Regions from separate parts of the Homo sapiens genome. Here region 2 is linked to region 1. The links are chromatin loops, found by intact Hi-C in ENCODE. Cell type or tissue: CD14-positive monocyte. All regions are shown on one strand. Links, peaks and the distances in the headings refer to the core of each region. The heading gives the core; the rest is flanking DNA.

Region 1 (2,922 bases), core at 142-2,641:
TGTAACAGAATAGTGTAGAGCAACTGAAATGGATATTTCCTGAGAATTTTTAGTAGCCTGAAATAATTTAATGATACATGGTGGGGGTCAGAGGGAGAAGTATAATTCAAAATCCATAAACAGTATAGCCTCAGTTTCACAAAACAATAGCTACAAAGAGGAAAAACACCTCAAAATGTTACAGTAGCTTATACTTGGATGTTTATTTTTTTCTCCTTCCTACTGAACAAAAATATTGGTTTAAAATTTAAAATGTTTCTCTGAACAAAAACATCAACCTAAAATGATTTTTCAGTTAAATATAAAAGACTACAAGATCACTTAAGCCACAATGATAGAAGTACCTAGTCAAGTCAACTATACTTCAGATCCCAATAAATCAGATAATGTTATTTCAAGAAATCCTTAAACCTGAGAATTACCAATGTACCTTGCTCATGTTTTAGAAGTAGGGGGAATTTTTATCCCCAAATAATTGATGACCAAGAAAATATTAGGTGCACAAATAAGTTTTAAGAAACTGGCTAAAGTGTAAATCTTAAATATTAGAAATAGAAAGAAGACAAGTGAAAAAAGTAGAAGGAAAGAGGTTATAATAAAAAAGACTGAGATGACAAGGGTCAACAGTGGTTGCACTTACTCACTTCCACTACTCTCAGGAAACACTCTGTGCTATGAACTCACAGGGAGAAATGCCATTCCCTCAAGTAATTGTTCCTGGATCATGAAGATAAGAAAAAGCACACCTTTGTGCTAAAACCACAGCACTGAACTACTCTAAAGAAAATCCACGATAATTTTTCCATCGTGGTACAAATTATTATCACTTAACAGTAAACAAAGAGAAATACCAGTGACCTCATCTATTGTATACTTTGCATAGTGAAAAAATCCAAATGTTTTAACCTGAGATATTTCAGAAATGGCAATTGCAAAACAATACTCACAGCCCCCCATAAAAGATTCTTTTCATAACATCCAGCAATCTTCTGATTAACCTATTTCCTGCTTCTGGAGCAAGGATTTGGATCCATAATTTGTTGGTAGAAACTATAGGCATTCTGTATTTAGACACTAGACACATACACATCTAGTGTTCAACATGATAAAGAACTAACTAATGGGAAGTACAGAGTTCTGTTTCATAAGTCTTCTTCTGGCAGTGATGCAGGCTCAAGGAACTACGCAAGCAACGCATTTCAAAATTCCACGAAGGTGTTTCAAAATGTACTGAGAGAGCTCTAGAATACCGGGGGTGGACTAGGAAGTATGATGCCAAATACATGTAACTTTATTACATTTATGGCATTTAGGCTTATAACAAACTTCCCTTTAAAAATAGGTCTTGGTCAGGCGCAGTGGCTCACACTTGTAATCCCAGCACTCTGGGAGGCCTAGGCGGGTGGGTCACGAGGTCAAGAAATCGAGACCATCCTGGCTAACATGGTGAAACCTCGTCTCTACTGAAAATACAAAAAAAAAATTAGCCAGGCGTGGTGGCAGGCGCCTGTAGTCCCAGCTGCTCGGGAGGCTGAGGCAAGAGAATAGCGTGAACCTGGGAGGCGGAGCTTGCAGTGAGCCCAGATCCCGCCACTGCACTCCAGCCTGGGCAACAGGGCGAGTCTCTGTCTCAAAAAAAAAAAAAAAAAAAAAATTGGTCTTAAAAGATCTGAGGATTCTTTTTGACAGACATCAGAAAATTGTAAGAAATACTGCAAGCAATGCTGAATAGTGAAACTGTGTATAAGCTCTCCATATTCCCAAAAGCAAAAAAGGGCCTTCCATTTTTTTCCAGGAATGGTTATGCGGGTTACCTAGCAATCCCAAGTAATTTCTATATAAAAACAAGTCAGGTTTTTAAAAGAGGAAGGCACTGATTGATAGGCAAATTTCTCATCCTTGTTATGCCTATAAAGTAAAATTATGGATTAAAATGAATGTTTTATGTTTGAGGCCAGAAATTAGAGACCAACCTAGGCAACATGGTGAGACCCCATCTCTACAAAAATAAATTTTAAAAAATTAGCTGGGTGTTATGGCATGTGCCTGTCATCCCAGCTACTCAACAGGCTGAGGCAGGAGGATCACTTGAGCATAGAAGGTTGACGTTACATAGTGAGCTACTATCATACCACCATACCTCAGTCTGGGCGACAGAGTGAGGCGCCATTTCTTAAAAAATAAGATGGGATTTTTTATTTTTATTTTGTTTTTTTTCTGAGACAGAGTATCCCTCTGTCACCCTGGCTGGAGTGTAGTGGTGTGATCTTGGCTCACTGCAACCTCTGCCTCCCAGGTTCAAGCTATTCTCCTGCCTCAGCCTCCCAAGTAGCTTGGATTACAGGTGCCCACCAGCACGTCTGGCTAATTTTTGTATTTTTAGTAGAGGTGGGGTTTCACCATGTTGGCCAGGCTGGTCTTGAACTCCTGACCTCAGGTAATCCACCCACCTCGGCCTCCGAAAATGCTGGGATTACAGGCATGAGTGACTGCACCCAGCCTAAAAAGGGGTATTTTAGTTAATTTATCACATAACAGATGTTTTAAAACACCTAAACATTAATCATGATGTAAATTCAACATTTACATAACACAAATGTCCCTTTTCATGTGATAGTCAGATGTTGTAGTCAGAATCAAACCATAATACCTAGACTCAGCTCAACTTTGTAACATCACTTCTTAAAATTATTATGTTTCTATGTTATATGGAATAGCAAACTAAAAATTGTATGTTACCTTAAAGCACTTTGAGAGTAGGTGAGGACATTTTGATGGGTATAGTAAAACACACACCTGATGCAGCTTATGAACCAACAAGTGGAAGCATGAAGAAAACTACTTGGAGAAATACACACTAACATCATAAAGTCTTAAGACATTTAGAAATCCTCCCATTGCATGGATAAGAAAATTGAGGCC
Region 2 (2,922 bases), core at 109-2,608, 110 kb after region 1:
AATTTTTTGTATTTTTAGTAGAGACGGACTTTCACCATTTTGGCCAGGCTGGTCTCGAACTCCTGACTTCAAGTGATCTGCCCACCTCGGCCTCTCAAAGTGCTGAGATTACACACACGAGCCACCGTGCCCGGCCTCATTTATAAATTGGAAAATAAGCCTGGGCGCGGTGGCGCACGCCTGTAATCCCAGCACTTCAGGAGGCCAAGGCGGGCGGATCATGAGCTCAGGAGATAGAGACCATCCTGGCCAACATGGTGAAACCCCGTCTCTACTAAAAATAATTAAAAAAAAAAATTAGCTGGGCGTGGTGGCGGGCGCCTGTAGTCCCAGCTACTCCGGAGGCTGAGGTAGGAGAATGGCGTGAACCCGGGAGGCGGAGCTTGCAGTGAGCCGAGATCGCGCCATTGCACTCCAGCCTGGACGACAGAGCGAGACTCCGTCTCAAAAAAAAAAAAAAAAAAAAAAAAAAGGAAAATAAATGAAGAAAATCTTAGGCCAAGCATAGTGGCTCACGCCTGCAATCCCAGCACTTTGGGAGGCCGAGGCAGGCGGATCACCTGTGGTTGGGAGTTCAAGACCATCCTGACCAACATGGAGAAACCCTGTCTCTACTAAAAATACAAAAAAAAAAAAAAAAAAAAAAAATTAGCCGGGCGTGGTGGCACATGCCTGTAATCCCAGCTACTCAGGAGGCTGAGGCAGGAGAATCGCTTGAACCCGGGAGGCAGACGTTGCGGTGAGCTGAGATCACGCCATTGCACTCCAGCCTGGGTAACAAGAGCAAAACTCCGTCTCAAAAAAAAAAAAAAAAGAAGAAAGAAAAGAAAATATTTAAAACAGAAAATAATGTATGGCAAGATTCACACTTGACCCTCCAAACAGAGTTTGACGGCCTGGTAAACAGCAGGTTATAGGCCAGACTTTCCCATCGACCTAACAGTTTTTCTGCAAATATGCATGACTTAGACTGCTGACTTCCACAGCACATATAGTAAAAAAAACTCCAATTTTACTATACGTGCTGTGGAAGTCAGCACCAGAACTAATTTCTTTTTAGGGAACTAAACATATTATGCAATGTGATTTATGGCAAGTAATGCAGAATCGTCACATTACACAAGAAAGATATGGCTTTTTTTTCTTTTCTTTTCTTTTCTTTTTTTTTTTGAGCAGAATCTCACTTTGTCGCCCAGGCTGGAGTGCAGTGGCACGATCCCAGCTCACTGCAACCTCTGCCTCCCAGGTTCAAGCAATTCTAGTGCCTCAGCCTCCTGAGTAGCTGGGATTACAGGCCTGCGCCACCACACCTGGCTAATTTTTGTATTTTTAGTAGAGACAGAGTTTCACCATGTTGCCCAGGCTGGTCTCGAACTCCTGACCTCAAGTGATCAGCCTGCCTCTGCTTCCCAAAGCGCAAGGATTACAGGCATGAGCCACTGTGTCCACCCAAGAAAGATATGTTTTTGAAGACCTTGTGTAATCCAATACTTTTTTTTTTTTTTGAGACAGTCTCAAACTGTCGCCCAGCCTGGAGTGCACTGGCGCGATCTTGGCTCACTGCCACCTCCACCTTCCGGGTTCAAGTGATTCTCCTGTCTCAGCCTCCCGAGTAGCTGGGACTACAGGCACATGCCACAACACCTGGCTAATTTTTTGTATTTTTTTTTTTTTAGTAGAGACGGGGTTTCACTGTGTTAGCCATGACAGTCTCGAACTCCTGACCTTGTGATCCACCCGCCTCAGCCTCCCAAAGTGTTGGGATTACAGGCGTGAGCCGCTGCACCTGGCCCCAATACTCTTTTTGATAAAGGAAGACAAATATTTCTTCCTGACCAGCTGAAGTGTGTAGCTATAGCTTAAATATGGGTTACAACTCACTTTGCCTAACACCTTGACATTACATCATTCGTGATGATTTAAATTTTTTTCATTCCTTTAGATAGATTTCTTACATAAAGTTATTATCTATAGTATTAATATTTTTAATTTGCATAAAATGCTGCAATCACATGGTGTATATTATGTGTAAATTAACCTGTAAGACACACATTCTTGGCTTACAGGTTAAGATACTATTTCTTGGATATAAATATTTGATAAATTATAATCATTTAAGGCATAGAATGAATTCAGTTTCAGTTGTGATTGCTAAATATTTTCAAGAGTCCACTTGTTATTCAACATTTACCATTGATTTTACTTTACATAGGTAGATCATGTTGTAAATGGCAAGTTTAGGAAGCTGTTACTAAGATATAAAATTGGATACATCTTCAGGAAGTTTCTTTTTTTTTCCCAAGTAGAAAACTACTTGATAGAAGGGAAGTGCTAAATACCAAACAACTCTATATATTTCAATATTATATCCAAGGCTATATACCTTGGGCATTCCTTTCATATTATAATACCTATTATCTATAAACAATTTTGATAATTTAGCTCTACAATGGAATTAGCCTGTAAAAAGTATACATGGAAAAGTTCTACTTTTTTTCTGTTTTTGGAGACAGGGTCCTCTTCTGCCACCCAGGCCGGAGCGCAGTGGCACAATCTCGGCTCACTGCTGCCTTGAACTCCTAGGCTGAAACGATCCTCCCACCGCAGCCTCCTGAGTAGCTGGGACTACAGATGCAGGCCACCATGCCTAATTCTTGTATTTTGTTTTAAAGGACAGGGTTTCACCAAGTTGCCTAGGCTGATCTAGAAATCCTGGGCTCAAGCAATCTTCCCACCTCAGCCTTCCAAAGTGCTGGGACTACAGAGGTGAGTCACCATGTCCGGCTGAAAAGTTCTACATTGTTAAAGGTGAGAAAATGCTCTTTTATTAAAAAATCATTCACCTTAAAAGCTGTTTGAATATATGTATAAACCGAGGGAAGTACAAAATAATTTTTTTTTTAAGATGGAGTCTCACTCTGT

The links. A loop is a pair of places that touch in the nucleus more often than their neighbours do. Peaks named below come from ENCODE experiments on the same cell type or tissue, not always from the same donor. Only the 100,000 strongest peaks of a DNase experiment are listed, where the experiment ranks them.
Region 2: a loop joins it to region 1, with 3.0 times the contacts of the local background. A loop is called at or near these places in 1 of 110 quality-filtered maps.

The regions. Positions count from the first base shown.
Region 1 is chr12:32,484,169-32,487,090 of GRCh38, reverse strand. The region is part of intron 1 of FGD4 (FYVE, RhoGEF and PH domain containing 4); the gene reads right to left. Among named protein-coding and RNA genes, the nearest start is that of FGD4, 86 kb to the right of the region's middle. In CD14-positive monocyte, for the core only: no CTCF peak of the experiment used is centred there; DNase peaks (open chromatin) are centred at 670 and 1,210; H3K4me3 peaks cover 2,457 bases; H3K27ac peaks cover 2,500 bases.
Region 2 is chr12:32,372,461-32,375,382 of GRCh38, reverse strand. All of the region lies in intron 9 of BICD1 (BICD cargo adaptor 1), which reads right to left. Among named protein-coding and RNA genes, the nearest start is that of FGD4, 26 kb to the left of the region's middle. In CD14-positive monocyte, for the core only: no CTCF peak of the experiment used is centred there; DNase peaks (open chromatin) are centred at 1,042 and 1,462; H3K4me3 peaks cover 885 bases; H3K27ac peaks cover 1,210 bases.